2 separate regions of the Homo sapiens genome follow, and region 1 is linked to region 2. Evidence: chromatin loops called from intact Hi-C (ENCODE). Cell type or tissue: heart left ventricle. All regions are shown on one strand. Each heading gives the region's core, and the rest is flanking DNA. Links, peaks and the distances in the headings are about the cores only.

What was found. A loop is a pair of places that touch in the nucleus more often than their neighbours do. Peaks named below come from ENCODE experiments on the same cell type or tissue, not always from the same donor. Only the 100,000 strongest peaks of a DNase experiment are listed, where the experiment ranks them.
Region 1: it touches region 2 in a loop (2.0-fold over the local background); 2 of 110 quality-filtered maps call a loop at or near these places.

What each region holds. Positions count from the first base shown.
Region 1 is chr10:43,904,291-43,916,854 of GRCh38, reverse strand. LINC02659 (long intergenic non-protein coding RNA 2659) reads left to right here and starts at 4,486. Exons shown (of 3, transcript NR_184145.1): 1 at 4,486-4,562. It overlaps LINC00841 (long intergenic non-protein coding RNA 841), which reads right to left and starts at 7,559. Exons shown (of 5, transcript NR_136147.1): 1 at 7,486-7,559; 2 at 7,196-7,312. In heart left ventricle, for the core only: no CTCF peak of the experiment used is centred there; DNase peaks (open chromatin) are centred at 5,950 and 6,379; H3K27ac peaks cover 4,485 bases.
Region 2 is chr10:43,959,415-43,971,978 of GRCh38, reverse strand. All of the region lies in intron 4 of LINC00841 (long intergenic non-protein coding RNA 841), which reads right to left. Among named protein-coding and RNA genes, the nearest start is that of LINC02659, 53 kb to the right of the region's middle. In heart left ventricle, for the core only: no CTCF peak of the experiment used is centred there; a DNase peak (open chromatin) is centred at 6,718; H3K27ac peaks cover 3,301 bases.

The sequences.
Region 1 (12,564 bases), core at 3,093-11,092, 55 kb after region 2:
ATGCCCTCTCTCACCACTCCTATTCAACATAGTGTTGGAAGTTCTGGCCAGGGCAATCAGGCAAGAGAAAGAAAGTGTATTCAAATAGGAAAAGAGGAAGTCAAATTGTCCCTGTTTGCAGATGACATAATTGTGTATTTAGAAAACCCCATCATCTCAGCCCAAAATCTCCTTAAGCTGATAAGTAACTTCAGCAAAGCCTCAGGATACAAAAATCAATGTGCAAAAATCACAAGCATTCTTATACACCAACAACAGACAAACAGAGAGCCAAATCATGAGTGAACTCCCATTTTCAATTGCTTCAGAGAGAATACCTAGGAATCCAACTTACAAGGGATGTGAGGGACCTCTTCAAGGAGAACTACAAACCACTGCTCAGTGAAATAAAAGAGGACACAAACAAATGGAAGAACATTCCATGCTCATAGATAGGAAGAATCAATATTGTGAAAATGGCCATACTGCCCAAGGTAATTTATAGATTCAATGCCATCCCCATCAAGCTACCAATGACTTTCTTCACAGAATTGGAAAAAACTACTTTAAAGCTCATATGGAACCAAAAAAGAGCCCGCATTGCCAAGACAATCCTAAGCAAAAAGAACAAAGCTGGAGGCATCACGCTACCTGACTTCAAACTATACTACAAGGCTACAGTAACCAAAACAGCATGGTACTGGTACCAAAACAGAGATACAGACCAATGGAACAGAACAGAGGCCCCAGAAATAACACCACACATCTACAGCCATCTGATCTTTAACAAACCTGACAAGAACAAGAAATGGGAAAGGATTCCCTGTTTAATAAATGGCACTGGGAAAACTCGCTAGCCATATCTAGAAAGCTGAAACTGGATCCCTTCCTTACATCTTATACAAAAATTAATCCAATATGGATTAAAGACTTAAATGTTAGACCTAAAACCATAAAAGCCCTAGAAGAAAACCTAGGCAATACCATTCAGGACATAGGCATGGGCAAGGACTTCATGACTAAAACACCAAAAGCAATGGCAATAAAAGCCAAAATAGGCAAATGGGATCTAGTTAAACTAAAGAGCTTCTGCACAGCAAAAGAAACCACCATCAGAGTGAACAGGCAACCTACAGAATGGGAGAAAATTTTTTCATTCTACCCATCTGACAAAGGGCTAATATCCAGAATCTACAAAGAACTTATATAAATTTACAAGAAAAAATCAAACAACCCCATGAAAAAGTGGGCAAAGGATATGAACAGACACGTTTCAAAAGAAGACATTTATGCAGCCAACAGACACATGAAAAAATGCTCATCATCACAGGTCATCATAGAAATGCAAATCAAAACCACGATAAGATACCATCTCACACCAGTTAGAATGGCGATCATTAAAAAGTCAGGCAACAACAGGTGCTGAAGAGGATGTGGAGAAATAGGAACACTTTTACACTGTTGGTGGGAGTGTAAACTAGTTCAACCATTGTGGAAGACAGTGTGGCGATTCCTCAAGGACCACTAGAAATATCATTTGACCCAGCAATCCCATTCCTGGGTATATACCCAAAGGATTACAAATCATGCTGCTATAAAGACACATGCACACGTATGTTTATTGTGGCACTATTCACAATAGCAAAGACTTGGAACCAACCCAAATGTCCATCAGTGATAGACTGGGTTAAGAAAATGTGACACATACACCAGGGAATACTATGTAGCCATAAAAAAATGATGAGTTCATGTCCTTTGTAGCGACATGGATGAAGCTGGAAACCATCATTCTGAGCAAACTATTGCAAGAACAGAAAACAAAACACTGCATGTTCTCACTCATAGGTGTGAATTGAACAATGAGAACACTTGGACACAGGGCGGGGAACATCACACACCGGGGCCTGTCATGGGGTGGGGTATGGGGGAGGGATAGCTTAGGAGAAATACCTAATGTAAATGACAAGTTAATGGGTGCACCAAACCAACATGGCACATGTGTACATATGTAACAATCCTGCACACTGTGCACATGTGCCCTAGAACTTAAAGTATAATAAAAAATAAAAAAAAATAGAAAGAATAACATCTGAAGTGGGAACTTTAAGTGCAAAATTGTTTTGTTACCAAAACATCAAAAAAAGTTTTGTAAATAGATAACGTTTTAATCTTTTTTTCAGTTCTGGTTCAAGAACTTAACAAAAATGACATACATAAAAAGGATATTAAGAAATATATTCAGTAAGATCATGGCAGTTTAGTAGATGCAGCAAACACACAGGCAGTTCTGTTGAACTCTGTGGCTTCAGAGCAAGCAGAAATAAATGAACCAATTGATATTAATGAGGAAAACACAAACCCACAATGTGTAACTTAAAAAACAATCCTATATTTAATCATTCAGGTTAACACAGCCATACAAACTGGTATTTAAGAAATCTCCCCAGTTAGCCTATTTTTCATTTTTCCATGTATTTCCAGGAGAGATCACCACAAGTAAGTCAGAGTGCATGCATTAAAGTCAAAATGATTGGTGCCTTCAAGAGGAAGATCCCTGAATCATGCAAGGAGCTTCATTCAGAAAGAAGACCTTCATCTCTACCTTCAGAATGTTCTTCACTGCACTGGAATGAAGATGGTGATGATAACGATGGTCAGGGCTCAAGCTCAGGCCCTTCCCTGCTGTGTGCCATAAATCAGTGCCCGAAGGGACAGGAAGCAGAGGAGCCCATGAGGGTGGCCGTCTCCAGAACAGATGCTCCCCATTCAGCCACACTTGGCCTGGATGTGCATACCAGGTGTGAGGCTATTGATTCAAATCTGGGTTAAGGAACCCGGCTTCTCCAGGGCTCCATGTGAGGACTAGCAGGGTGCTGCCATCAGGTCAGGAAGTGGCTTGGAATGGGGGCCATTCCCACTGCATATCTAACACTATGGATCCGCTCCAATGCCCAGGAAGCTGGGGTGAAGAGGACAGGCTTTGGCATGCAACACCCTGAGGCTCAAGTCCAGGATGTGGGCTCTGAGGCGAGTTAGTTTAGCTCTGAGCCTCAGTGTTTCTCTCTGAAAGTGGAGTTAGCAGTGTCTTCGTCTGAGACTTCCTGTGAGAATTCAGTACTGCATGAAAAGTGGCCCAAAGCACATAATTAATTATTGCTCATTATTTGTACTACCTGTAAGCTACTTCATTACGTTGATGACCTTTCTGTAATGAACAGCATATTATATTAAAATATAAGCTTATTTATTCATGTAGCAGATATTCATTAGGCAACTATTATGTGCCAAACTCTAGACTAGTTCTGGGTTATAGAAAAATGGATAAGACTAGGTCCTATCTTCAAAGAGCTAGCAAGATAGGAGAGAAAATAGATTCATGCAATTGCCTAAAATAATAATGAGAATAACAGCAGTAATAATTTGAGACCCCCAGTATGTGCCAGTTCCATTGGTGTGTGGGTTATGGATTGCCAGGGTCATCCCACAGAGTACAGCTTATGGAATCATATTTAAACCTCATGACAATTGCCAAGTGTCTTAGCAACTCAGGCTGCCATAACAAAATACCACAGACTGGGTTGCTTCAACAAGTGTGATTTGTTTTCTCATGGTTCTGGAGACTGAAAGTCTAAAATCAAGGTTCCAGCAGGGTTGGTTCCCAGTAAGACTTCTCTCCTCGGCTTGTAGACAGTTGCCTATGTGCTATGTGTTCACATGGCAGAGTGAGCAAGCTCTCTGGTGTCTCTTCATATAAGGACACTAACCCCATCATGAGGATCCACCCTCAAGTCCTTCACCTAAATCTAATCACCTCCCCAAAGGCCTCATCTCCAAATACTATCACACTAGGGGTAAGAACTTCACATATGAATTGGGGGAACACAATTCCGTCCACAGCACAGAGGTAACCACTACTATTCTGACTTTCTACAAAAAGACACTGGGATTCTAACAGGCCAAGTTCCCCAGGGCCTGTCAGGACTTGCCCAGAGTCACCAGCAAGTATGGGACAGAATTGGAACTCAAATTCAGGATTTGTTTCTACAGAGAAATGGCAAAGAAACCTTTAGAATCCCAAGAAAAAGCAATTAATTTTCAAGGAGGCAGAAGTACTGCGACATACTGAGGCAGAGCCTCTCATCCTGACCTTGAAAGATGCGAGAGGTTCCCCAGGCAGAGAGGAAGAAAAAGGAGGAACTGGAGCATCAACCAAGCAGCTTGCAGGAACCAGTACTGGGGAAGCAATGAGGGCTGGGAGGGTGAGCACAGACAGAGAGATGGGGTCAGGGCAGGAAACGTGGGTAAAGGCCAGGGTCAGAACCTGGGCTGCAACCTTGGGCAGCTGGGAGTCAGCCAAAGATGGTAAGTGGGGCTGGGGTGATTAAATTCATACCCACCAAAGTCATTATTCCAGCAGAGGGAGAAGAAGGAGATGCTGGGAAAGAGGAGAGACCAGCCGGGAAGATGTAACAATAGCCCCATGGTAATAATGGGCCTCTGAGTTCTGAAACAGCCAACAGAGGAGAATGACAAGGAGGGGCAATGATGATCCAAGGAGGTGGCAGATCCTCAGGAAACACAGGGTAGGCTCATGGTGATAAAGTGTGCCAGGTGATGTGGACCTTAGAGGAGAAACGCCCAGGGCAGAGGGTGCTGACTTAGGGGCTACAGGACAGTGCCATGGACTGTTTGTCCCCCCAGAATCCATATGTTGAAACCTAACTCGTGGTGTGATGGTATTTGCAGATGGGATCTTTGAGAAGTAATTAGGTTTAAATGAGATCATGACAGTGGCAACCTGTGATGAGATGAGTGACCTGAGAGATCCCAGAGAGCTCTCTCATGCTTTTCCTGCCATATGAGGCCACAGTGAGAAGGTGCTGTCTATGAATGTGGAAGCAGGCTCTCACCAGGCACTAAACTGCTGGTGCCTTGGTCTGGAACTTCTCAGCCCCCAGAACTGTGAGAAACAAATCCTGTTCATCAAAGATGCTTCATGACATCATTTAGGGGAAAGAGTCAATCCTGTTTCTTAAAGAGGACTAAACAGTGTCCACCTGTTAATTCAGAAAGCCATGGCACTAGCAGTGCTGTAGCAATGGCCTGGGGCGTCTCTCGCCTCAGAGGCAATCCAGATCTGCTGGGGCTTTTTAAGGGAGCAAGTCCTGGCTCTGTGGGGCTCGCCTTGAGCTTAGTTCCTTAAAATTGCAAAGTCACCATGGAGTCAGATTAGAATGGAGCCCATGTCACATATTGAGGGAAATATTTTCATGCTTTTTCTCTCATTAAAAGCAATCTACTAAACTTGCAGGTGACTTTGTCTTTAAGCACACCACTCCTGTGAAGGAGAGACATGGTCTCTTCATTTTATACCCTGTTGGCAGCCCTGATAGGAGAGTCAATGATTTTTCCTCACTTAACCAGAACCACAGAGGGTTTTCTGATGTGTCTGTCGTATCCACCCAGCTAGGGTTCTCCTATATTGTGCTTATGAAATGGATTTCTGGAATCTAATTTTAGAATCTTCCATTTACTCCTGCAAGCTTCACCTTGTTGATCTCAGCTCAATTTACTATTTTTCACATTTATTTCCACTCATGATTTTGTTTTCTATTTCATATGCGCTTTTATATTTGTTACTAGAATGTTAGGTAAGTATGTCTTCCATGATGCCATTCAACCCATTGATTAAAATGTTGAAGAGAATAGGTTCAATGACAGAGCTCTGTGGCCATCCACTAGAGATCACCCCAGCTTGAGAAACAGTCAATGTTTAACATTCTTAGACATAATTCTGTTCTAACCAACTAGAGCCAAACTAAAAATCTAGTAGACCAGGAATAATTTGAAAGAGCCTCAGAAGGCTGGGCCTGCAAGCTCCCACCTCCATCCCAGTGTTTCCATTCCTGGCACTGAAGCCCCTGGGATCTCATCCTTAGGTTTCAGATCCACCGCCCTAGGCCAGCCGCTCACCCTGCTGATCCAGAGCTGGCTCCAAATCAGCGCAGCCCATGGGCCCAGCGCGCCAAAGTCCTGACCAGCCCCTGCCAGGCACAGCTTTCCAAAACAGGCGTTTTTGTCACTGTTGTTGCTTTTAATCTTGCTGTAAAGAGGCACATAATTTCTTGCCAGTTCCTACTGGCAGCCTCTTAGGAAAATCACTGTGTGTGTGTGTGTGTGTGTGTGTGTGTGTGTGTGTGTGTGTGTGTGTGTGTGTGTGTGTAAAGTGTGTGAAGACAGAAGGCCTAAATTCCCCCACTACCCAGGGCTCCTCCCATCCTTCTTTTCATAGCTAATTTCGTTAAGTGTTTAAACAATGTAAATCCGGCAGCCCTCCTTCATTAAAGCTGTGAGATTGAGGGCAGCTGCCGCCTAGCTATGGGCCCTCCCAGCCAGCCTCGGAGCCGAAGCGTCCACCAGCTTTCCCGAAATAGCGAAGCTCTTCCTTCCCTGCCTCCCCTGGAATGACCCCGGGGGAAGGATACTCCATTTCCTACGCCCAGATTACTTTATTTATGACCATCCAATGAGTCCATATTTGGAGAAAAAAATATCACCACCATGTGGAATGAAATCATGCAGCTGTAAATAACTGATGTAAGTGTTTAAATTAAAAGGAGCTCACGATAAGATTGTGTATGTATGGAACTAGGTATAGATGGGGAGTATGTGAACTGGACTCCATTCTGTGACAAGCAGGGTGACCCAGGACAGGACAAGTGGGGCTCTGACAACTTCAGGGGCCTTATGGCTGAGGAGCTGTTCAACATCATTCTTGGTCAGATTCTGCAAACCTGGATGAGGACAGCCAAGGAGTTCAGCTCCTTAAAAATACAAAGTCACCGCCGAATCACATTAGAATGGAGCCCATGCCACATATTGAAGGAAACATTTTCATGCTTTTTCTCCATTATCTACTTATTAAAAATAATTTATTAACCTTGCAGGTGACTTTGTCTTTAAGCACACCACTCCTGTCAAGGAGAGCCTTGTGGTCTCATTTTAGACCCTGTTGGCAGCCCTGGTAAAAGAGTCAATAATTTTTCCTCATAGGTACACATAAACACATTCTAGAGAAGTCTTGTGAAAACCTAATCAAATTTGCAACACATCAGCATGTTTAGTATTTAAGATACTTTGTACAGTGAAGAATCACCTTATAAACCAATAATTATCCTGTGATCCTGCAATATTGCTTAAAATGAAACCTGCCTACCTGGGTTTCAAAGCTTATATTTCCAGAACAGTTTAGACTTCACAATGAAGATCACTCCTTCTAAAACATGACCCTTCCAGGGCAAGCCATTCTCACTCCACCATGAAGCACTTATGCCTGAAATCCAAATGGAGAGTAAGAGTCAGTGAAAGTCACTCTCCTTCTGTTGGAAATGGAAATTACTCCAGAGATACTAGATTTTGGTTCCACCATTGGCTGAGGCTCAACAATTGCCAGCTGGATGATGAACCAATGCTTGGGAGTCAGGAGATGGTATATTCACAACTGACCAAAGCCTGGCTTCTTTTCTTTTCTCTTGAATGCATGTCAGTGGCCTCCCTGGGCTCGCCGTCTATGCCACCCTGCAGGGGCACATGTGCGTTGCAGGCTCTCAGTCAATATTTTATGATAACAATAGCCATCATTGTGAGGATCCCCCAACAGCACTGGGTGTTTTATGACACAACCAAAAACTAGGCACTAATGCAAATTTTAACTGGTAATTGGGAAGTGTGTTAAGATGTTTTTATGATCAATTTGTAGATCAATATTCTAAGTATATTTGGAAAAATACATTATCCATTTGTGCAATACAAATACGTGACATGGTTTGAATCCTCTACTCCCTTATTGGTTGTTGTCCACGTGATTTCTTGCAACACAAGTTTGTTAACATTACTACAACAACAGTGCTTCCCTTATTTTCTTTTGTATTGCTAAAACTTTTGTTAATTACATTTGATGCTTTTTTTTAATCACCATAGAAGTGTGCAAAATTGTCATTCTTTCATTGTGGATTTTTTCTTTTAGCTGTTTTGGCCTTGAGTTCCACCTTGTCTCCTGTTCATATTCACACTCCTGTCTCTTTTTGTTGGGATTCATTCACTATATCATTGCCCATTGCCTTATTTTTAATATTTTTGGATTAACTGGGTACACTAACGCAGTATTTAGATTTTACTCTTAACCAAATGTGAGTCTGTGATTCAAAATAAGAGTTCATCCTGATCATTTTATTAACATGATTTATATGCTTAATTTTATTTCTGCTATTTTGTTTTATGGTCATTTTTAATACACCTTTTATATTGAGGTTACTTTTTTAACCTGACTTTTCCCTTGTGATTTGGAACTCACATCTACTATTTTCATTCTGTTAGTAATGACATTTAATAAGTATGCACTGGAATCTACTTTCTCTAATTTTCATTATCAAAAATAGGCCTGGCATAGTGGCTCACACTTGCAATCCCAGTGCTTTGGGAGGCTGAGGTAGGAGGATCACTTGAGCCCAGGAGTTCAAAGTTACAGTAAGCTGTGATTGCACCACTGCACTTCAGTTTGGGCAACAGAGCAAGACCCCTCTTCAGGAAAAAAAAAAAAAAAGACAATATAAATTGATCCTTCTCTGTGTGATATGAGGAATATACTCCACTTTTACATCTTGTCTTCTGGCCATTCAATTCCCAATTTTTAGTGATACAGTAGGTTATTTGAACTAGATAACTATTACTTAGTTAATATTTTTAACCATGTGTCCTCTTTTGGAAATTATTTTTGGCATTCTTGTTGTGTTTTAATGTCCCATTGAGAATTACATTAATTTTGTTCTATAGTTTATGTTTGTTTGGGGGGAAGAGGTTATTTGTTTATTTTTATTAGTATTTTATATCATGAATTCTCCATTTTTGGATTTGATATTTTGATTCCTCACTCAGTTGGCTTAAAAATGACTCACTAAGATGTTTCTTGTTTGCATTTTTTTGTGGCTGTTGTCTGTCCAGACCCTCACATGGGGTCTGAACTTCTCAAGTTCACAAGAGAACGCAGCTTTTCTGCACTGGGATCTCAATGTCTGCATGGCAGCTAGGGGAGCCAAAATGGGAGAATGCAGGACAGACACTTCAATTTAAATTTCAGATAAACATGAAATAACGCTTCTGGTATAAGAATGCCCCCAATATTGCCTGGGCATCCTGCATTTTATCTGGAAACCCCATGTGGGTCACCATACTTTTCTTGGTCACATTTCTGCAACTGATGATCATTGTCTTCGTGTTACAAAGAAACAGGAACCAAGTTTTATCGCCTTGACCCTCACTGAATTTGTGGGGGCTTTTTCTTGAAATTAAAATAAATTATCAGGGTAAGTCTAGGCAAAAAAAAGCCCTTCATTATTTTATCTAGATTTCTGAAGAGTCTTTCTTTAACTTGGGAAAATTTCCACCAAATAGTTCTTTAATGATAGCTCCACTTTTGGAGGTTCTTTCTCTGGAATGCCTAATATTTATAAATTAAATATATCTCAGCCCATGCTTTTCCTATATTTTCTCTAATTAACCTTCTCTTATCCTCTTCCTCTGACTTCTGTGATGTCAAATTTGACTTCTCTCTTATAAAACCTTTTTTACTGAAAGGTCCATTTTGCTCTCCCCTTCCCCGTTTCCATTTCTGAAATGAACATTTTTTAAATCATCTCACAGCCTTCCCTACCCTGTTTGTTTTTTTTCTTTATGGTTCTCTACTCGAATTTCATAGAAGAAATGCTCATTTGAAGTTTATTGGAAACACAGATCAGAAGTGTTCTCAAAATTTTCCCATCTCTTTCAGAAACTATATTTTATAGGAAAATATTTCCCCTGATTCCTCAGAGTGCTTCCTCCTTTTGAACTGTGCTATCTTCTCATTCTCCTGGTGATTTTCATCTGTGTGCTCGACATTACAGAGGGAATGCAATGTTTGTCCAGAACCATTAGTGGGGATCCCGGTCTGAGTTATTCCGACCCAAGGGAAGGGGCAGGGAAGAAGACCGAGTTCTCAGTTCTCTATGCTGATTCAGCAGCCCCGGGAGCCAGGAAGCAAGCCGTTCTGAGATGGCCTGAGTGGAGCGTCTCTGCCCTTGGTTCTTTTCTCAGTTTGGAAGCCACTGGGAGTTTCCTGGAAGTGCCCTTGTTCTCTGCTGAGCGCCAGCGAGGTTCACCCCTGTTCTTGGCCTGTTCATGGCTCACAGCCCATGACAAGTGTCAGCTGGGGTTAGTGCCTCCCTGGCTTTGTGAAAGGCAGAATCTCTACCTACAAATCTTACAGCCTCCCTCTTCCCCTCTGGGCCTCTCTTCTGGACAGCGCACATGCCAGGAAAAGCTACAGGGCATTGGAGAGAGTCTTCTAGACCTTCCCCGTGATCCTTCCCAACTACATTGTTCCTTCTTTACATGTAAGGAACTAAGCTAAGGGAACTCTCGACATTTCCATCATGCGGCTGTCACCCTACCCTTCCCTCAGCCGATTCACATTTCCCCATTCATACAGTAACAAAGCATGTCAGCATGTAGTTTGCTTAGGATAATTTCTCAGATTTCACAGTATGAATATTTCACTGAATTTTCTCCCTTGAACAGAGTCCATTTTTCCTTTTTCTGGAACAAATGATATGTAAAAAACTGTATGAACCCCATTTTCATTTGGAAGCTGTTCCATGAAATATATTATCTAATTTAACAATGGGTCCCATTGTCAAATTTATTCTCAATACGAAGGCCAGCCATAGATTATCAAAACTTGCAGGCTGGTCAGCGTTCTGTGGGCTTCTGGTGAGATGTTTTACAGATAACATTCTGTATAGGAAGCAATCATGGCTTCATTCTATGATAGGCAAGGTGCCAGGAAATGCTAAATCAAGTGGCAATCGAGTCCCTAAAGAAAGTCATTTCTGATTTATGGTGATAGCTCCAACAATTCTGCTGAACTTTTTACACACTGAAATGACTACTTAGTTATGTTTTCCATTGGAGCAGAGAACAGCTGGCCTGCCAGAGACCCAGCACAGCAGCTGGAATGCAGAAACTCTCATACCATTAACCCCAAAGCCTGAGAAAAAGATTTCTTATTTCTGAAATGTAAGCGCTTGTTTTCTCCCAGCACATCTGACACCCTGAGTCTGTGGTGGCGTTCAGAAAGTGGGAAGCAGCCTGAACTGGGCTGGAGGCGAGGGCAGGAAAAGAGGAGTCAGGCGCTGGCACAATGGGGACTGAGCACTAGCAGGAGCTCCCCAAGGGCCGGGGGTGGTCTGCGTTATTTTTTAATTTATCACAGTTTCAACAGACTTATCTCGAGCAGTCTTGTCTTCCAGCTGCTGGAGCTGCCTGAAACCCTCTAGAGTGTGTGTGTGTGTGTGTGTGTGTGTGTGTGTGTGTCCACGTGCACGTGTGTGTTTTCTTCTGTGTTTGTATATTTTGCTCCTGGAGCTTTAAGAAGAGCCTAGATTAGTATTGTCCAATAGAGTGTGATACAAAGCACATACATAGTTTCAAATGTTCTAGGAGCCACACTAAAAAAAAAAAAAAAAAAAAAAAAAACAGTAAAGAGAAACTAGTAAAATCATGTAATATAATTTATTTAACTTAATACATCCAAAATATTATCAGTTCAGCATGTAACCTTCACATAACTTATTAATGGGATCGGTTGCTTTCTTCTCTTCAGGCCAGGTCTTTGAGCTCGTGTGTGTCTGCCATGCACTTCACACTCACAGCCCACCTCCTGTGGATTGGCCACACGCCTGGGTCTCAGTAGCTCGTGTGCCGGCAGCTGGGATGGGGGCAGGCTGGGCAGTGAAGAAGAACAACCTCCCCCTGTTCTAACTCATTCAGCTCTGCTCGGGTCTTCGTATTTCCCTGGCCCTGAAGCTCCCCCTCTCGGAGGTGCCCCTCTACCAGCCCCTTGAAGAATCGTGTGTGAACCATCACTCCTAGCCCTGTGCTACCAGCCCACCTCACTCACAGCTCATGCAGAACTTTGTAACTAAAATCCCAGGACCTGGAAAATACATGTCTGGGAGCTCCCAGACATAACAATCACTTCTGGACTCCCAGGAGAAGGCCATATCTTTCCCTTGGTCTTCCCTGCCCACTTCCAATCGTTGTCTCACCCTGTTTCTCCACAAACTCTCTCCTCTTTTCCTCTCTGCTCTCCCTTTCCAGATTGAGCAGGATGGTGGTGGGGCTGCTGGGGGGGCATTTCTGGGTCCTGTCCTGGGGAAACAGCTTGCAGAGGGGAGGCAGGGAAGGGCAAGGCATGCTCTCACTTCACTGTCAGTCCTGCAGCTAAGAGTCTGAGGCTGGACCACCGCCTCTGCATGGGACAACAAAACCGGGCTGGCGGCACTCCCGCGACAGTTCCCAGACACCCACAACCCAGGCAGGTGGCGCACCTGAGTAAAGGTGTCTGGGTATCGGATGGGACTGGTGGGCCTGGAAAACACAGGCCCCACCCAGGACATTTAAATTCAGCTTTTAACCCTGTGCAAGCCAAGCAAAACCAGTGGGAGCCAAAGAGTCATCAGCTTGTGGTTCCCAAGAGAGGGACGGGTC
Region 2 (12,564 bases), core at 2,866-10,865:
CTGTCACCACCTGATATGGCTTGGATGTTTGCTCCCTCCAAATCTCATGTTGAAATGTGACCCCCAGTGTTGCAGGTGGGCCTGGGGGAGGTGTGTGGGTGATGGGAGCCGGCCCCACATGAATGTCTTGGTGCCATCCTCATCCTCAGAGTATCAAAGTCTCACTCTATTAGTTTTCATGAGATCTGATTGTTAAAAAGAGCCTGGTGCTTCCTCCCCTATCTTGCTTCCCGTCTCCTCATGTGGTGCCTTCCTCCATGAATGGAAGTTCCCTGAGGCCCTCACCAGAGGCAGATACTGGTGCCCCACTTCTTGTACAGCCTGCAGAACTGTGAGCCAATAAACCCCTTTGCTTTATAAATTACCCAGCCTCAAGCATTTCTATATAGTGACGCAAATGGACTAAGACGCACCTGTCCTAGTTTTCCAGGGCTGCGTAGCAAAGCACCATAGGCCAGGTTTGCATTGTTCCTGCACTTCTAGGGGTGGGAGTCTGGGATCAGGTTGCTGGCAGGTTCGGTTTCTTCTCATGCCCCTCTCCTTGGCTTGTAGATGCTGTCTTCTCCCTGTGTCCTCACATGGTCTTCCCCCTATGCACGTTTGTGTTCTCATTTCTTCTTAGAAGGACATCAGTTGTATTGGATTAGGGCCTATCCTGATGACCTCAGTTAACTTTAATCACCTCTTTAAAGATTCTATCTCCAAACACAGTCATATTCTGCAGTAGTGGGGGTTAGGGCTTCAACATACAAGTTTTGGGAGAACACAACTCAGCCATAATGCCACCCCAGCCCCAAGAGCCCCGAAACTGGAAGTACAGGTCATTCAGTGGTCATCTCATGTCTGCCCACACCCCCTCTCTAGACATCCAAGGCCCTTTCTAAAGTGACCAAAAGCTACTAAGAAGCAGAAAGTCTCTGATCACTTGGAGAGCAATGTACTGATGGATTTGTAACCATGGTAACATGCACATCAGAGAACTTTATGAAACAATGGAGAGAAGGAAGCCTGGGGTCATTTGCTGTGATGCTGCACTGACCTGGACATCCTTGTAGATCCAGGCTTTGAGGCGGGCAGGAGGAGATGGAGCTGCCGTTTAACCCACCTGGTGGAGCAAGGCAGTGAGCAGGGCCTGTTGCCTGTGACCACAGAGTCCTGCTTTGTCCTCAGGCCCTGGGAGCAGAGCCAAGCAATGGATACTGATGACATTTGGACATCATTCTTAAATTCAACACAGCAGCTCACACTGGGAATTTCTAGCTCAGAAAGGATCCACGTAGGGGGATGATTTGCCCCCTTCCCCCAATTGGGCACCCCATAGTCAGCAGGGAAATTCACCAGGGTGGGGCAGAGAGTGTGCAGGGTGGGCAGCAGCACTGGAGGCAGCATAGTGGTCGTGCCAGAGTTATGGGAGAAAACACGTGTCAGTTGGACCTAACTGCATCATAGAGACTTCATCGTTAGGGTCCACAAACCAGGCCAGCAGCCACAGTCTGTCCTCCTGTGGGAGAGCCTGGGGCCAGATCCCAAAGACCAGAGACACAAAGATATCTGTGTCCAAGGGATCCAAGGGGAAGGAGCCATCCTGGAGCTCCAGGAGGGTGCAGCACAGGCAGCCTGAAGCACCACACTGCACAGGGACACACTCCTGGCCCTGGGGCACAGCCATCGTCAGACCATTTGGACAGATGAAGGCATCTGAGGAGCCACAACTGTCAGGATCCTGTCTCCGAGCACCTGCCTGACAAGTAGTCCCACCATGAGGGGAACCAAAAACCCAAAACAACCACAACCAAAAGGCCTCTTCCAGCCATGGGAAGCCAGCCAGCCCTTGCTCTTTTCAGACCCGCTCAGCCAGGGTCTGCAAGGCCATCTCAGCTAGCTTGGGTACATCAAGGCCCCCAACCAACCTGTGTTCTGTGAGTGCCTGCTCTATGCCTAAACTTGCCAAGAGAGAAGAACCAGAGCTGATCCCTGGCCCTGCCTGACAGCGATCTGGGCAGCTTACAGGGGGGCATCTGTGAGGTCCAGTGCCAAGCAGGACTGCAGTAGCTGTAGAATAATACATTTCTTGCAGGGGTTTGGCCTCAAGCAGGGATTTGGTTCCTCAGCCTGTGGGGCTGCTGCTGCTGTTTCTGCATCTGAGGCTGTGGCCCAGAGCCTGTAAGACAGGGCAAGCATTCAAGGAGGATGACAGATGTCAAGTGTAGGAAGAAAGACCAAGTGGCCCCCGCGGCTGCACAGGACCCGCAAGGACCAACTGAAACTGCTTTGATCTCTAGTAGGAGAGGCCAGAGCGGGGGCCACAGCAGGACCCGAAAGTGGCCACCAGCAGTTGCCCCACGCTGACCAGGTGAGCCAGGGGGTCAGGCACACGGCCTGCACGGACCTATGAGTGGTCAGGCTGCTCCCATGCTGCAGCCTTCTGCGTCACAACATGTGTTTCAGGCTGCCTTGGAACTATTCAGAGAAGACAATTCTGAGGAATAACGGCCAGCTCAGCTAAGATGACCTGACATAAACCACCCAACAGGTATCCAGGACGCAACCTAACAGGTGATGATTTCTCCTAGGAAGAGAGAGTCTGAGAGCTTCAGAAACACAACTGTGGGGAATTCAGCTTCTCTTTTAAAATGAGGTCCAGAGATCAGGAAGGCTCCAGGGAGTTGGAAACATCTCAGCTGGTTTTGGGAATCAGGTGAGAACAGGTCATGGGGCCTAAGAGGACAGAGGTTCCGACAGAGAGGATATGGGAGCCAAGGGAGGGCAGCGATCATAGGAGAGGAGACTGTGACAGGCAGTGCACAGGCCTTGCGGAGAGTCACGGGCAGCGGGCAGAGCAGGCGCGGCGGCAGCAGCGTCCGCTGCAGAGCTCAGAGGGGACGGGGTGCAGAGATGAGCCTCGGCTTCCTTCCTCAGAGCAAATAACCAAACGTAAAAAACGTTTTACAGGCCATGCAGTTTCCTATTCCCTTGTATGAAATTAAAGTCCTTGGATTGGAATCACAGTATCCTTTTTTTAGGTTATGTTTCAGATGCTCCGTTTTAGGTCTTGAACTCCCCATGACACTCTATTTTTCCCTGCTTTTTACTACACAAAGTCAATATTAAAACATAAATGAGGTTTGGACCTCCCTTTATTACTCATCAACTATAGCTGGCTTAAAACTTGAGGGGATTAGCTTTTTCCTACAGCCCAAATGAAATCGAACCTCCCTTTCTTTGTCTTCTCTCCCTCTCTACCTCTTTCCCTCCCCACCTCTTCTTTCCATCAGCCCTTCCTTAATTTGTCTTTTCTTTTTTTAATTGATTCTTACATCAAAAACCAAAAAGAATTATGACACTAATGAAGGACATGTAACAAAAGAGAAGCAGTAGGCACATCACCACTGAACTACGACAAAAAAATTGTCTGACCCATGCCGCCCCTCAATCCTGTCCACAGGCATTCTTAGTTATTCCTGGTGGTCCCAGCAAGGAGTAGAATTTAGTAGTTTGCTTTATTCACTTGATAATATCATGTTTTCCACTTTGCCAAATCAGCTTCCCTATTATCATTTGCCACAAGCCTGTGGCTTTCACGGGGTGGACTAAAGCACATGGTGGGGAAGCCTTGGCTGATGCCTCAATGTTGGTAGCTTTAGGGGAAGGTGCTTTAGACTGACTGTGATCCACAGAGAACTGCCCTCTGGTCCCCATGAACAGTGATGGGCAAGTCTGAAGAGAATTTCTTGGCCATTCAGATACCAATGTCTTCATGCACCTGAAATGACTTGAAGAGAATGATCTGAAGAGATGCAGGTAAGGAGGAGTGGTGGCTGAGGGGCTACTGGGCATTTCCCTATTTGCAACTCATCTCTTCTACCAGAAGCATGTGAATCCCTACCTCCCTTCCTAACCCCTTCCCAGAGCAACTCAGCAGGACTTGCAAGGTGGAGAAGAGGTGTTTGAGTTCCTCCTAGAGAAGACCTTGGAAGAGATTCACGCACAAAAGAAAGAAAGCAAAATAATACTTTATGCTATTAAATTTTGCATTCCAAAACCCCAGTTTTGTAATATACAGCTTTATATGCCAAACTTGACCAAAAAAAAGACATGAGACATAAAGAAGAAAGTAAAATGGCTGACATAAATCCAAACCTATGGATATTAACATTAAATATTAATGGATTAAGCAACACAAAAGACAGAGATTATCAGATCAGACAGGATAAGAAAAACAAGATCCAACTATATGTTTGCTACAGGAGACACACTTTAGATTCAAAGATATAAATGGGCTGAAAGTAAAAGAATGGAAAAGAAATAATCATGCAAACAATTGTAAGAACACTGGAGTGGCCATACTGACATCAGACAAAATAAACTTTCAAACAAAAATAGTTATCAGAGATAAGCAGGGACACTTTATAATAACAATAGAATCAACTCGTGAAGAAGATATAACAATTATAAACATATGTTTCTAACAGAGCCCCCAAAATACATGGGGCAGAACTGATATAAATAATGAGAAAAATAGACCAATACAAATACTTGGCAACATCAACGCCACACTTGGAATCATGGAGAGAACAACTAGACAGGAGATCAAAAGGGAAATAGACAATTTGAACAATAATCTAAAATGCAAAACCTTCATGAGCAGAAAGATCTCCCCATAAGTCCTTAGAAGAAAAATAGCCTTTCGAGGTTTACGTAGAGCAAGGGTAAGAGGGAAATGGGGGTTACAGACCCACCGTGAGTACTGCTGAGCCGGGCACTAGCTGGGGAGTTTATAGTCATTTATCAGAAGCTTCTGGGTCTTACATTTCTCATACATAAAATGAGGTAAAAATGCACCATTCACGGGGTCTTTGTGGGGATTTTGAGAATGAAATACATAAAGGAAATTTATTCCTAGGCTGTGGGATGCTGTCCAATGGAAGATGTGCCAATCCTGAACCTGTCTGCCCTCAGAGCCAGTCCAAGCCCTTTCCCTCTCTGCATTATGGGGATGGGCTTCAGGGAAGGAAGGATTGAGCCTGTTAGACTGTCATTCCTGGCTCATGTGCCAATTGGTTTCTGGTGGGATTCACCCCAGAGAGAGGTGCTAAAAAGAGGGGTAAGAAGGGGGAAGCCAGGGTATTTCTCCATCACCATTTTCCCCACACCTAAGCACTATCTCCAGCAGACTTCCCTGAGGGTCCAGCTCCTGCCAGGGAAGCCAAGACGCCAGCTTCCAAAGGGTGAACCTCGTACCTGGGCCCCATAGCACTACTTACCTCCTTAGTTCCTTCAACCCAGGGAGGGTTGCGGCTCCCTCCAATGTCACTGTGCTCTGGCCTCAAAGTCTTCCTATAACCTGGGCAATGAGAGTCCTCTGTTATAAATACTTAGAGTGACCTCTCTTCTTGGTTGAACCTTGGATGATTAATAGGATTTTTCTCCTAAACTATGAAAAGTTTGTAGGCAGAGATCCTGTCTTCAAGCCAACCAACAGTGATTGGGTTTCTGTAAACTGTTAGACCTTGAGCCAAGCCACAGAGAAGAAGCAGCAAGACAGGGCCTGCTCTACGGAACACAGAACCTTAGCCCTCTATGACCTGCATGGAGCCTCGTGTAGAATAAGCACTAGTGTGCACCTGTTGCTGAAAGCCTATTTCAATTGAGTTAGCATGTGTAGCGTGTGAGCTGTGCACCAGCTTCTCGGCCTGGTTTGCAGACACATTGTATTTGACCTGTGGTGATACCCCATGAGAAACCAAAGCAGCTCACACCATGTAGCGCAGTGCTGTAAGCTTTGCCACCCTGCTACTGGCTGAAACCCTACCAGGGGCACAGCTGGCCAGCGGTCTCCCCATCAATGTCCTGCAACAACCTCCCCAAAACCAAAGTAGAATGAAGATTGGAGAATGGAGTGTCAGGAACACTTATTCATGATCACTCTTGCATTCTGAAGGTGCAACATGAATGTCTCCGAGGGGTGGTGTGGGTGCTCCTCAGCCCCCAGATGAACAAGGTGTCTACTTGGATTTTAACTATAAAGCTGCCCTGTTACACTTTGTAACCTCAGGCACAGAGCCGTGGACATGCATCATAGGGCACTGAATCTGTCCCACATGACTAACAACTTGGGACATCTGAGAACATTTCTGTATTGTTTACACTAAAAGAACATGTATTTTTATTTCATAACACAGAACTGACATTTGACATGTTAAGTCAATGTAAGTCACTGGTGAAGTTCCTGAATTACTGCGGAAGAGTAATTAGTCCCTAGGGGCCTGTCGCTTCAACAATTTGCCATTTATCTTCTTTCAGATGACAATGTGGTTTTTTCTTTTATTTAAATCTTAAAACCCATAAATACCTCTCCACCACCACTGCTTCCTTCCCTGCAGACATACCCAAATCTTGTCCACCTCTGGGTTCAGCCAAGAGTTTGTGGTAACAACCACAAATGAAGCCTCGGCTCTGATGACACTGCTGCTCCTGAAATCCTCTCAGGGCCAATCTTCTCTGAATCAACAACTTGACTTTATTAACTGATAAGATTGACTCTGCTTCACATTCTAGCTTATTCTTGTGTTGTTCGGATCATCCACATGCTTTAACTTAGAGAGAGGGAGAAGTGACATTTTTACCAGATTGGAGTGCACTGCAGAGGCCAGTCTCTGGGGTCACATGCACAGCGGTACGACTTTCCTATTTATGTAAAAAGGAAACTGACTTTTCCCGGTCCTGGCTGTAAAGGCTCGGGACACGGTAGACGGGACGGGAGGTGCCTCGGTGATTTGCGGAACAGGAGGAGCTTTCCCTTCCAAGCTAAACAATAAGTTCCACTTTTTTAATGGCTCTTGGGTTAGAATTACTGACAAATAAGACAGAAATGTAAAAGCCTCAAGTATGTGATTACCTTAAGTCTGGGGGACACTTAAATAGAATAAAGTAACCATTTACTTTATTTCAAGATTTGGGTTTCTTGGTTGTGGGGGATGTGTAAAACATAGTCATTGATTTTAACTTTCCCATCCAATAAATTTACCAATTCAGACAAATTGAAGACAAGGACAGTTTAAATCAACTTAATTCTATAGGAAAGAGTATTTTGAGTATTTCAAATATTTCCAAGTACACACAGTAACTCAAACCAGGCTGGTGAAATGTTTCCTTCCTTAGAACAAAGGGAGGTTTGGTGGTGATTTGGGGATAGCTTTGAGTTCAGAGCCCGGAAGAGTTACTCAGATTCTGAGGCGGTTTCTGACAGAAGGAAAGGTGATAGCCTAACGCTGAGGAGGGCAGTTTCATTAATTGGGACATGTGGGGATGTTGTTGGAGATGGACAGAGGGACATTCAGAAAGACAGAAGCAGAAGCGTGGGTTTCTGAGGAGGGCAGAGTTTCTAAGGTGGTGAACAGAAGAGTGGGTAGACTTGAGCCAACAAAGGAAGCCAGGATCAGGCCATTTTCTCACGGTCACCCTGATGATATTGGGAGCACCTTCAAGATAGGACCCTGCAGGGAAAATGTGTCATGAACGCTATGCAACCTGTGGTCATTTCTAGAGCTCGATTTAATTTTTTTCCCTTGGAAGTTATTGGGGCACTCAGGGTACGCAACCCTGAGTGCACAGGCAGAGGAAGTGAAGCTTGGCCTCACGCCCAAGCACAGAGGACTCGGGTCCCAGGGCTCCAGTGTGGAACTCTGCACGTGGTTGCGGGGTGGGTCACAGGTTTGGAGGCGTTAGGGATGGAAATATGCTCAGGGCAGAGCTGAGAAGACAAGAGGTGGCCAAAAGGGAGTGATGGGTAAATGCACAAAGGTGTCCAGGAGGGCCCTGGTGCAGGCTGGCTTCCAGGACACAGCTCTCAGGGTAGAAGGAGCCTTTCTCAGACACAGTGGAGACCAAATCTTTTAAAGTGGCTGGAAGTAGGTGTCCCTGTGACCACCGACCACTGAGGGACTGGACCAAACAGGACAGAGACTGTGGCCCCAAAACACTAGCCCCAGGCTCAGCTGCTGGAAGCTCCAGGAGCTGCCAGGATGCAGGGCCTGCATCAGGACTCCAGGCATGGACCGAAGCTGCTCCTGGATCAGCAGGGAGCTTGGCCAGGCAGGGAAGGTCACGGGCTCATAAGTCTCATGTTCTCTGCCTTCTAGGATGGTTCTCCTCTATGAAGGCAGCCTCGGCTACATTCTGTGTTTTGTTTGCTTACTAAGAGCATCAACACAAAGAGAGAATGACAATGTCCTTCCCCATCCTACTCCAAAGAACTCCCAGAATGAGGACCCAGATGTGCCTGAGTCGCACCCACACCCTCTGATTTATAACTTGCCATAAAAACCACCTGGGGGATTGTCAACCATGCTGCCAGGCAAGGCTGGGTGCTGAGAAGTGGGGGCCACTCCAACATCAGTATCACAGTCAGACACCCTGTTTTCCACTTCAAATTCCAAACATGTGTCTGTGAGTGTGGGGTAGCGGCATGGGCAACAATCTTTCATTTCATTTGTTAGTTGGGGTATTGAGATTAAAAAGCTACTAAACTCAAAATGTGGGCCAGGCAGTCAACATGTAATACCTGGACACTTTGGGCCTCTGTGGACTTGAAGCATCATCAAGACACATCACTTCTGTGGCCAACCTCTGGTCAACAGTTAGCCTTATCTTCATAAATTGCCTCCCCCACAACACAATATTTCTGTGCATTCATAGCTCTGTTTGTCCTCCGTAAATCAACCACAGGCCTGTTTAATTATCCCTCGGCAATTTTAAACAACATTTTTAATGAGGCAGAGAATACATGAGGGCTTGCAAACAGGGCTTAAGGGTCTGCCGTGGGTCACTCTGTGTGTATTTTTCAAAGCCAGCCATTCCCAAGATAAGTCACATCTCACCCGGATCTCGAGGCTTGGCTGATGGGCTTTTGCACTGCATGACCAGGGAGACTCAACCATCAGGAGGCTGCTTTCTGTCAATGGCCTTGAAGTGTGTTCATTATTATAAACACACATGATGAATTAGTGTTGTGGTTATGTAAGGAATTTGGTCATCTTGGCTCTGGCTGTGAAAGCGGCAGAGCTATGGAGAAAGTGAACGAAGGGCCATGCCTTCCACTGAAGCCCAGGCAGCTGGTGTTTGAGCTTCATTAACTTGGAGATCCATAAATCTCTCCCCCTGGTTTCCAGGTCAAAGGGATTGCTGGGTGGAAGAGCTCCAAACCCTCTCAGTTGTGGGAAACATCCCTGTGACTTTGCGGGAAGGTAGGCCTGGCCCCGATGTCCCATAGCCAGCAGGTCACTCTTAAGGGAGTGGTCCAGAGGGTCCCACCCTCTGATGGTCCTGGGCTGGGGTATAACACTCAGCGGAGCTGCAGGAGAGGGGACAGAGTACTTGTTGCCCGGCTGCATTTGTGCAGTACTGGTGCTGGGGCCCCCACACAAACCCAAGCACCAGCCCTGGCACCCAGCTGAGTGGCCAGCCCACAATCCCAGAGATGGCAAGGGCGGGCAGAAGGGGAAGAGTGAAGGAGAAGCAGCAATTGGGCACCAGGCTCCAAAGGCGCTGAAAGACAGGGCAGCCACTAGAAAGTCATGGGGAGCAGATTCCTGAGGGCCTGTCTGCAAATACTTATTTTTCTTTCTTTGAACATTCTTAGGACCACAGAAATGGGAGCAATTTCAAGAGGACAGACAGACTCTGCCCCCTGCCCTGCCAACACCCGCAGCCACGATTGCCTTTCCTCCTCCTCCCCATTCTCCTTTTCCGTCTCGCCGCAAGCCCAGATTTCGTGCTGAGCCCTGCACATGAAGTGTCTCCCTTAAATGTCATAAAGACCCCATTCTACAGATGAAGACACCAACGCATTGAGGGCATGAACAACAAGCCCAGAGGTACCCTGTCCCTCCACAGAGCTGGATCCAGACCCAGTCTAGACCTATTCCAGAGCCCAGCCTCACTGTGTCTGGGGCACGATGGTCCCTGGCCTGGAGTGAAGAACACGAGATCCGAACCTTCAGAGTACGCCTCTCTGCCTCAGCCAAGCTCTCTGTTCTGGAACCTCTGCAGGTTATTTCTAATTGAGAAGGTGCAGCAAAGCAGTTAGGGACCTGGACTCTCAAATCCAGTACAGTCACATGTTCTCAGCCACACGACCTGGGGAAGGCACCCAGCCACTCGCAGGCTGGAAGGAGGTTACAGAGGTCACCGAGGCACAGCCCTCACAGGAGATGTGGGTGGCATGGGCACTCAGGAAGTTAGCTGTTATCAGTCATTATTCCTTGACACCCACTCTGCCTGTTTGTTCCCTCAAACTTCTTGCAAGAGAACTATGAAGAGGTTGGGATTCTTGCTGATTTATGGTCATTACTGATGATGTCACGACTGTCCACTCAGGGCCCAAGGACACCAGGACAAGTTAGCAGCCTGCACAGGAATCCAGGAAGTTGTTATTTTAATCTTTAATGCTAGTTTTTTTTGCCAAGCTAAACAACCCCTATCGGCCCCGTAGTATGTTAACATTTTGGGAAAAATTTATGAACTGCTCCAATCCATTTTTGGTAAAGCCCATTACCTCTGAATATAGAATCAAGGTTCCAATTAAAGCTCTCCATTAGAGAATTAAAGTTATTTGCCAAACCAGAAGAGAAAAAAGATCATTCTTCATAATTTTCAAGTTCATCTGCCTGAAACCAGCAGTCTCCTTCCAGTCCTCAGGCAAGTGATCAACTCATTCAATGTTTCAGAGCATGGACCACAAAACAGAGAAACTTCTGGGAATCTGGACAAAACAGTGCCTCCCCCCAAGGGATCTCAGACAGTCGCTAGGGCTTGCACACACACATATGCGCACATACACACACTCACATGGTTGCTCTAGGATCCTAACATCTGTAGTCAAGGAGGTCCAATGTTTTTAGGAGTAAAAATAAATCCCAATTTCTTCCACTTTGGAAGCTCGTAGACGGCAGGCTTTGTAGGAGAAGTTATTTCAACTGGGTTTAAAAGTTTTGGTACGGTTTTGCCGGATAGAAATAGATGGGCAAATACACAGAGGTTGAGAAGTCCAAGTCAGTGATGCTGAGGGCCCAGGACCATCTGTGTTTGGAGACAGCAGGTGGGAGTGCAGAGATGATGCTAGAAAACTTCCCGAATACATGTTATGATGCTAGGCGTTTATTCTGATAGGTGTATTTTACTTCTGACAGATCTCTGCAAAATCTCCAGCTCCTGCCTTTCTGGGCTTTCAGAATCCAGGACCATATGGGACCCATGGACAGTGCAGGCAGGGCAGGAGGCCTCTCCGGGTGCTGAGCTGCCCCGCCATGGGCCACAAGCTGTGCTTCTCAGCACCAATGGTTGTGTCACTCTCATTGGTGGTGCTGGCTTTAGGAGGATGTTGGGGACTCTTTTTGACTCTCCTTGTCTAGATGCCCACATTCTTTGTTAAGGAGCCATCTCCTTTGCTGGGGTCCCCTCTGCCCTCTCTGTTCTAGGATGGTGGGACTATCTGATAAACTAAGTTTTCCAGGGCAGCCCAGGAGGGAAGGCAGCACATGGCTGCACGGAACCTTCTCTGGAGACACAGAATGAAGACCTACAGCCATGCAACCTCCCTTTACTCAGGTCTTTCCAATAGAGAAACTATTCAAGGAAGCCCCCAGGCCTGTGCACGAGGACAAAGAGCAACAAAGAAATAACAAATGGAGTTCAGTTCTAGGACGCCTGATGTCTGCTTAAGAATAAAGGGGCATTTCATTTTGAGATGGGAAGTGGGGACCCTGGGGCCCTGTCCATTGAAATGACCCTTGGCTTCTAGAAGTAGGGGACAGCCCTTACCCAGCTCAGGCATCACAAAATCCTCAGCCAAGCAGCTGGGGGCCTTTAGGGGTATCGTTGGTGTTGTCCTGCTGCCAGCTCCCCGGCCAGATGGAGCCCAGAGCACCGTGCCAGGTTCTTGAGGGCAGACCCTGCAGGCTGCTGAGTGAGCCGAGGAGGGTCAGAAGATTCCTCCACTGACGGCTTTTGGCTGGTCAGTGAGTGCCCATGACCTTGGAGGAGGAGCCCAAGGCTCTGTCAGGCTCTGTCCCCTGTAAATTATTACATGGCCACCTTGTGGCTCAGAGGGCCCTACCTACTATATGAAAATGATATATCTTGAATGATTTATTTATGTCTTTAACAATCATCTATTGAGCACACGTGGCCATGTGGTTCCTCCCCTTGAGCTCACAATCTAATAAAAATAAATATAAGTTATTTCAGTGCAGTCTAGTGCATGCAGTACCAGCATGTCCACATGACAGGGGCTGTTACAAAGGAGTACGGGATTCCCTTCAGGCAAGCAGGGACGTGTAGAGAGAGGCTGGATAAGCCTCCTCAGGGAGGCGATGCTCTAGGCTTCTGGCTAGGAGTGTGCCAGGCAGATGTCTGTGCAGCCTCATTCCAGCAGCAGAAACACCTACTCCATTGTCCAGATTTGGAACACTGGAGAGGGAAAGGGGATGCGGTTACCAATGATAATCAAACAATAGGCATAAACCAGTGCTGTCCCCAGCCATGTGGGACACGTGTTCACCCTGT